Linked DNA regions of Mus musculus: regions 1 and 3 are each linked to region 2. A link is a loop called in an ENCODE intact Hi-C map of the cell type or tissue named here. Cell type or tissue: heart. All regions are shown on one strand.

The links. A loop is a pair of places that touch in the nucleus more often than their neighbours do. Peaks named below come from ENCODE experiments on the same cell type or tissue, not always from the same donor. Only the 100,000 strongest peaks of a DNase experiment are listed, where the experiment ranks them.
Region 1: a loop joins it to region 2, with 5 times the contacts of the local background. A loop is called at or near these places in 6 of 42 quality-filtered maps.
Region 3: it touches region 2 in a loop (2.5-fold over the local background); 4 of 42 quality-filtered maps call a loop at or near these places.

What each region holds. Positions count from the first base shown.
Region 1 is chr12:4,916,299-4,918,798 of GRCm38, forward strand. It overlaps Atad2b (ATPase family, AAA domain containing 2B), which reads left to right and starts at 1,055. Exons shown (of 28, transcript NM_001362349.1): 1 at 1,055-1,623. The coding sequence starts at 1,411. In heart, no CTCF peak of the experiment used is centred here; DNase peaks (open chromatin) are centred at 1,003 and 2,093; H3K4me3 peaks cover 2,071 bases; H3K27ac peaks cover 2,132 bases.
Region 2 is chr12:4,767,982-4,770,481 of GRCm38, forward strand. Fam228b (family with sequence similarity 228, member B) reads right to left here and starts at 1,253. Exons shown (of 7, transcript NM_175431.5): 1 at 925-1,253; 2 at 409-540. The coding sequence starts at 516. It overlaps Pfn4 (profilin family, member 4), which reads left to right and starts at 1,314. Exons shown (of 4, transcript NM_028376.4): 1 at 1,314-2,288. The coding sequence starts at 2,172. In heart, CTCF peaks have their summits at 1,045 and 1,249; a DNase peak (open chromatin) is centred at 1,290; H3K4me3 peaks cover 1,294 bases; H3K27ac peaks cover 1,225 bases.
Region 3 is chr12:4,671,023-4,673,522 of GRCm38, forward strand. Itsn2 (intersectin 2) reads left to right here. Exons shown (of 40, transcript NM_001198968.2): 26 at 251-296; 27 at 380-501; 28 at 1,715-1,811; 29 at 2,394-2,500. Among named protein-coding and RNA genes, the nearest start is that of Fam228a, 66 kb to the right of the region's middle. In heart, no CTCF peak of the experiment used is centred here; no DNase peak of the experiment used is centred here.

The DNA.
Region 1 (2,500 bases), 150 kb after region 2:
GTCCTGAAACTCACTATGTAGACCAAGTTGGCTTTGAACTTATTTACTTATTTATATATATATATATATAAATACACACAACTACTCTGTACATTCTATATAGTGAGGACTGAACAAAGCTTATTAATTTTTTGTTTGGGGTCTTACATGGCTAAATGTTATAACTATGAAGCTATTTAGTCTTTATTCACTCTTCACTTTTTTAGTGTAATAATCAGGGGAATTTCTGCCCAAATAAAGACTAGGCTCTCTATCTTAGATAAACTGTGATGCTTTGAAATGAACATTTATTCTTCCCTCTATAATTCCAGACCTTTCCATATTACATTAATTTAATAATTACATAGTACTTTGACTTTTTTTCCTTTGGAAGTGTTTTGTCTTAATTCTGCACACCGGTAGGATGGAGATAAAAGATGCTGCAAAATCCCTCCGGTAGACTTGGCTAAAGTCAAAGGGAACAACACTTGAGTTCAGTGGTTCAAATCTTTAATCCTGGCGCTTGGGATGAATGCAGAGTTCAAGGCTAGCCTGGTCTCCATAGTGAGTTTAAAAAAGGATGCAGAGTTCCTAGAGTTGTTTTTTCTTAGTTTAACTTGCGTGGATTACCGCAGGGACTTCTTTCATTCATTGCCATTATCATTTGGACAGTCATGCAATGTGCAGCCCAAGTTCATTAGGGGTCTTGCCCAAAGTACCTAGGCAACTGGAACCCCTCCGCACCGCACCGTCCTCTCCATTCCTTCTACTCCGCGCTTGGTCGGCCGTTCCTGGCGTCCTCCAGGCCACCGCAGGGGTCTGGAATCTGGGGTCCTCGGTCTTGGCCAGGCGTTGAAGGGTCCGGACTACGTTCCACGCGGAAACCCATCCTGCGCCCTGGCCGGCTCTGCCCATCCCCCAGTCTAGACAGGGCAGCAAAAGCTGGCCACTGTGGGGTTCACAGCCCAGAGCGCCTCCCCGCAGGCCTCCCGCCGATGCTGACGTCACGTCGAGGCGGGGCCTGTGCAGAAGGAAGGGCTGCGCGTCCTTGCAGCGCCCCGCAGCGGCCGCGTCCAGAAGCGGCCTTGTCGGCCCTGCGGCGCCAGAGACCTGACGCACGGAGCTCGATAGAGAGAGAACGAGAGAGAAAGGGGCAGACATGGCGGCTCCGCTCGGCTCCCGCTGAGGACCGCTGAGCGGGCGCAGGGTCTGCGCGGCCGGCCTGCAGCCTCGCTTCCGCCTCCCGCTCCCTGCCTCCTCGCGCCGCCGCCGGCTTCTGCTCCGCTCTAGCCTGTCGGGCCTGCGTCCCGGAGAGGCAACGCGAGCCGGCCCGGCGAGGCTCCGCTGGCCCCTGCCCGCCGGCGGGCCGGCCTTCCTCGCCTCTCCCGGGAGCGGCGGGCGCGGCGTGGACCCGGTCCCCCTGGCTGGACCATGGTGAACACCCGGAAGAGCTCTCTGCGCCTTCTCGGGTCCAAGTCTCCTGGGCCCGGGCCTGGGCCCGGGGCCGGAGCCGGAGCGGAGCCGGGGGCGACCGGCGGCAGCAGCCATTTCATCTCCTCTCGGACCCGCTCCTCTAAGACGCGCGCGGCCAGCTGCCCGGCGGCCAAGGCCGGGGGAAGCGGCGGCGCCCTGGACGAGGCCCGGGTAAGAGCGGCGGCCCACGGCCGAGGCTTGAAAGTGCTGGCCCGGCCGCCCGGGCTTTGTCTGGCCGGAGACCGTCTTGCGGGTGCGGTGGAGGGTGGCAGCCGCCGAAGGGCCGCGACTCCAGCACCTTAGCTGAGCCGGCCCGGTTCTTTTGTGTAAAGAACAGCACTCGAGTCCACGGGAGATGGCTCTTGGGGTTCCTTTCGGGGACATTAGAATGCTCTGCCATCCGTGTCCTTGCCCGGCTTTAGAAGGGAATTCTAGAGGAAGCAAGAATTTAAGGCTGCAGTGCCTGGCTTGGAAGGGGAGAAGAGAGAAGTGAAAGTTTTCTGCGGTGTCAAACCCCTCTTGAAAGTGTGTCAGCTCTTGCCGCTGTCTGAGTTTACTTAGTTTGGGGGTGGTTCAAGTTGGTAAGGAAGTGAACAGAGCTCCAGTTGGCAGGCAGGCAGGCAGGGATGCTGAAAAAAGTTTGTAGCTGCACTGACACCAACTTTAAAAACAAAACCAACGCTTAACGCCTCTGTAGGCAAGGCAGATCAGACACGGTGCTGTAAGCTGTAGGGCGAGCCAGCCAGCTAACCAAGGTTCTTGTAGAGAGCAGAGGACTTTCAAGTTACAAAGGGAGTATGTAGAAAGAAACGTGTCGAATGGCCATCGTGACATGGTTTCTACATTTCTGTTAAGGAAATGTTTTTCAAAAGTCAAACTAGCGTTGTTGTGGTCCGTACAATTGCAGAAGCAAGAGTTGCTTTAGTTCTTTAGAGATGAGATCTGAGATCCTGAACTTTTATCACCTGTAGTGTAAAACATGAAGCTAGCACATCGAGAAGTTTGTGTTACTATGAAATTGGTTCTGAATTCAAGGAGTGGGTTAATT
Region 2 (2,500 bases):
TACAACATATCCAGGTTTAAATAGGGGTTTTTGGTTGGTTGGTTGGTTTTTCGAGACAGGGTTTCCCTGTGTAACCCTGGCTGTCCTGGAACTCACTCTCTAGACCAGGCTGGCCTTGAACTCAGAAATCCACCTGCCTCTGCCTCCCGAGTGCTGGGATTAAAGGCGTGTGCCACCACGCCCGGCTTTAAGTAGGTTTTTATCAGCTTTGTTATATTGTTAAAATTTATAATCAATGGTATATGATTCTACTTTAAGCTCTTAAAGAGCAAAGTAAGTAAGTAACAAAGTTAGTAGAGTTAATGGGGATAGATAGGTTCTATCCAATAGAGTAAAATAGAAAGAAAAATAAAACTTATGCACAAGGCACATCTCTAAGCAAGGACCTCAACAGTCATACAACTGTACCTCCATAAAAGAAAGCGACTGTGGTTCCAACCATTCTTTGGAGCTCTTGAGCTTGGGGAGTGTGCCCGTCACCATATCATCTTGGCTCCTATTTTTCATTGTGGTCATCAAGTAACACAGTCCCTAGAAAAGCTAAAATAGCATTTATTTTGTAATTAAAATTCACAGTAATTTTCTCCGCGGTTTAATAATCAACACTCATGACCTTGGGCACTTAGGGAACGAGTCTTGGAAAACTGCCCGTCCATGTGTCCCTTCCAATTGGCTTGAAACAGGGCTCTCTTGAAGCCCTCCTGGCTAGGAATCTAGTTCCCAGCAGTTTTCTAGGTTTGATATGACATGAATGCTGATGAGTTGCCGCTTTCAAGCTACTGACAAATGAACTTAGAGAAAGAAGGGAATTTGGGACCTTCAAGCTCCAAGAGATCCAAAGCCCTCCCCGGGGCCTGCATGTGAGGGAGAAGAAGACTTGTGGGTCTGCGCCCATGATGAATCTAGGGTACCAGGCCCGCTCACCCGGGAGTACCGGGCCCCCGATTCGCGATTCGCCGGCTCCGACACAGACCGCGTGCGCGGGCCGTCCTGCCGCGCAGGCTTCCACAGGTCCTTCAGCCCCCTCTGGCGGTGGGCCTGCCCTTCGGCTCTCCGCACCACAGTGAGCCCGCGGCCTCAGCCCGAGACCTTGGATTCGGAACGCGCGGGCGTTCGGACCTCTGTCTCCTGGGACGCGGCGCCACCCCTACGCGCCCCTCGGCCAGCGGGAAGACGAGAACGCGCGCGCACCTCGCCGAACAGCACGGAGCAGTGCAGCCCTCTGGCCTGGGAGCGAGGCGAGTCGAAAAGGAGGCAGTGGAACTGTCTCGCGCTAACAGGCAGCTATCGCAGCCAATCAGCTTTTCAGATCCGTGCTACGCCCGCCCCTAGCGGAGCCTCGTCTCCTCTTGTAGCCCCTACTCTGTGTTTAGTTCCCGGCCTCCAGGACTCAGGATTCAGTTAGGCTACCGGCCTCCCATCAATTAGTCCTCCGAAGGCAGCGGCGGGAGAGAGTCGTTCGCCTTACTAGGAACCTGCGGCAAAAGAGTGTTTGTGGCGGTTGACCCTTTGAGGGCCGTCCAAGATGGCAGCACATGAGCAGTAAATGTAGCTCTAAAGAGCCTCCAAGGTGGTCTTAGAGCTCAGGTTTGTTGACCGGTGTCTTGTCTACAGCGTTGATGCTGGCCAAGGAGGAGGAATGAAAAGAGTATCTTTTTTAAATCGGTGGTGCACCTTGAGTGGTTTTGAGATTTTGTGGATAACTGGTTGCTTTTTTTTGTTTTTACTTTATTTTACTTTTATTTATTTGTTTGTTCATTTTTGCGGAGCTGAGAATTGAATGGAGGACTTATTCGCAGATCTTTATTTTTCTAAGACAGGGTCTCTTTGGCCTTGAACTTGTGACCTTCCTGCCCTTAGAGTACCCAAAATAATAGGCATAGACCTTTGTTTTTAAATCTCAGGTAAATCATTAAATAGATAAAAATATTGAGGCTCTGATTTTTTTTTCAAACTCACCTTCATAAACCATTCTGTGAATTCTGATTTTTCTATAATAGTTTTTCTTCCCCTCTGAGTACTGGTGAACCCTGGATGATGGACCACTATTTTCACTCGTCCACCGTTTTAGAGGACACACACTGATAATAAGCTGGAACGTACACAAGAAGCACTTGTATTGTCCCTCGTGGAGTCTTCAGCTGCAGGTTCTGGTTCAGAGCCGAAGAAGCATGAGTCACTTGCAGAACTTACTGTTAGATACCCTGCTGGGGACGAAACACGTGGACAGCGCAGCCCTCATCAAACTCCAGGAAAAGACCCTGTGTGTGACATCACCAGGATTTAGTGTAAGGGTGAAAGCTTCTTAAAAATATTTTTTAGGTTAGCATATAGAGTGTTGGATTTTATATGTTATCTTCATGTATGTGTTGTAAGCTATGTAACATCCGAACATGTTTCAACAATGTCAGAATTTATTGAGTAATGATAAATTCACAAAGTACGATAGTTTCTGTGGCAACAATTTCATACATATGCCTGCTTTCTTTGGTAACCTCAC
Region 3 (2,500 bases), 97 kb before region 2:
CTCTTTCTGTTATGTAGGTGCATGTTAACTTCAGCTATTTGCATAAATAAAATATTGTGTTAGCAGACCTCTTTGCCACCCCTGGATTCTTCAGTTATTTGATTAATACAAAGCTCATTGTCACTTTGGTCTTCATTTAAAGAAACAAGAATTCTGAGCATTAGAAATCTTTAATTCCTAATAAACCTGGACTGTCATTTCTGGTTTGCTAAAAATGACTAAAAAAAACAACCTATTTTTTTCCTTGTAGAATTTTGGGAATGCTAGCAAATCTGGAGCATCAAACAAAAAACCCGGTATGTATAACATTAACCTTGAACTCTGATGAGCATTGCTCTGTTGTAATCTTGGGTTTACAGTTCTGTTTTCTTCTTTTCAGAGATCGCTCAAGTAACTTCAGCATATGCTGCTTCAGGGACTGAGCAGCTCAGCCTTGCGCCAGGACAGTTAATATTAATCTTAAAGAAAAACACAAGCGGGTGGTGGCAAGGAGAGCTACAGGTACTGTTCTTTTCCAGGTAAAAATTCAGACTCATAAAAAAGATGAAGAGTCAGGAAAAAAAGCCACCCCCAGTCATACTCATATATGAAGGGATCAGTCAACACTTAAATATATTGTGTTTTCTTCAGTCTTCTGCTGCTTTTAACGTTGTTTTATTGACCTATAAGCATTTTTCAGTTTATCACTTACGGGCCATAGGTCATTTTCTTAAAAGAAAAAGAAAAATGTCATCTCTGCCTGGGATACCGAGCTTGCCATACCCCTCTAAAGAAAAAGAAAAAAACAAAACAGGCCATGTGCTGAGGAAATACTCCCCATTGGACTACACACACACACACACACACACACACACACACACACACACACCCCGAGGCCTCAGGCTTTGGAAACAGCAGCTCAAAGGAAACAGTACAGCCTTAAATTTTTTTCCTGAAGGTGTTACCAGATAGCTGCCATGTGTACTTTTATAGAGAAAAGCTTTCTTCTCTCATATCTAATATTTCTTTCCTAGCTTAAATACACTTTAGGGTTCAAAGGTGATAATAGAAATTATAGCTGTGTTTTCATGTAAGTTTGCATGTGGTGGCAATGCGTTGGCTCTGGCACTATACCTTAGAAACCCTAAAGAACAGCGGGGTACAGGTTGGGGATGCTCACTAAGGCCCTCAGTTCCCACCTTCTGGTTCACTGTGAACTAACACCATGGGAAACATGGCCTCCAGAAATGCTTTATGACTTTCTGATGACTGACAAGGCTGCAGGGTGTACTCTCACTGAGCCATACCCTTAAGAGTAGACTTGAACTTGCAAGGAGCTTCCAAAGTGGAAGTCCTGTTCCCTCTCCAGCATCCCCTCTTCCTGGGATGTATGACAAACAAGTTACTGCCACGCAGAGGGGCTGTGGGAGCCCTGGTGTCTGGAGTTGTTAGTGGGGGCTTTTGTCACATTGGTATGGTTAATTGTTCATATGGTGAAGCCACTCCAGCCCTGCCACCAGAGTGAGCTGATATGGCATGACAGAGCACCAGCCATAAATCACATGGCTAGATTTGGCATTGCCTAAGCCTTGCAGGTACACTAAGACACTTGCCAGTAATGTTATACCAAAGATTTAGATTCCATCCAAGGAACCAGGGCAAAGGCCAGTATATGTCTTTAGGTTTTAAGTGGTAACTTGGTTATTTTTAATTGTTTCTTTTGCTAATTTTATAGGCCAGAGGGAAGAAACGACAGAAGGGATGGTTTCCTGCCAGCCATGTAAAGCTGCTAGGTCCAAGCAGTGAAAGAACCATGCCTACTTTTCACGCTGGTATGCAAGTGGCTACTTTGTGGTTGGTCTTAGAAGACCGTTAAAGCACAGGGTGTCTTAGATTAGCTGACCCTTTGGAAGACTTGGAAAGCTTGTTTCCTTTGCTCTGCTTCAGAGCAAACCACTGGGAATGTCTTCCTGCAGAGCTCTTTTACCCCTTGAAATGTGAAATTGCTGCTTCATCATATTAAAGTGAAGTACTTCATTCGGATTGGTTTTTTTTTCTTTTTTTTTTTCTTTTTTTTTCCGAGACAGGGTTTCTCTGTATAGCCCTGGCTAATCTGGAACTTACCTTGTAGACCAGGCTGGCCTCGAACTCAGAAATCCGCCTGCCTCTGCCTCCCGAGTGCTGGGATTAAAGGCGTGCGCCACCAGGGCCTGCTTCACTCGGATTTTTGTCTAGCTTTTGCTTAGGTTTGGGGGATGTTTTGTTTTGTGAGACGGACTGGGGAAGAAGATTGGGGAGAGAGCAGGTAAAGAAAAGCTTTAGCCTAATTTTAGAATTTAATAATAATTTAAGTTCCAGGCCAGGGTTGATCCTTGTAGGAAGACTTAATTTATTCTTTTCTGTTCTTTCCATAGTATGTCAAGTGATTGCTATGTATGACTACATGGCGAATAACGAAGATGAGCTCAATTTCTCCAAAGGACAGCTGATTAATGTTATGAACAAAGATGACCCTGACTGG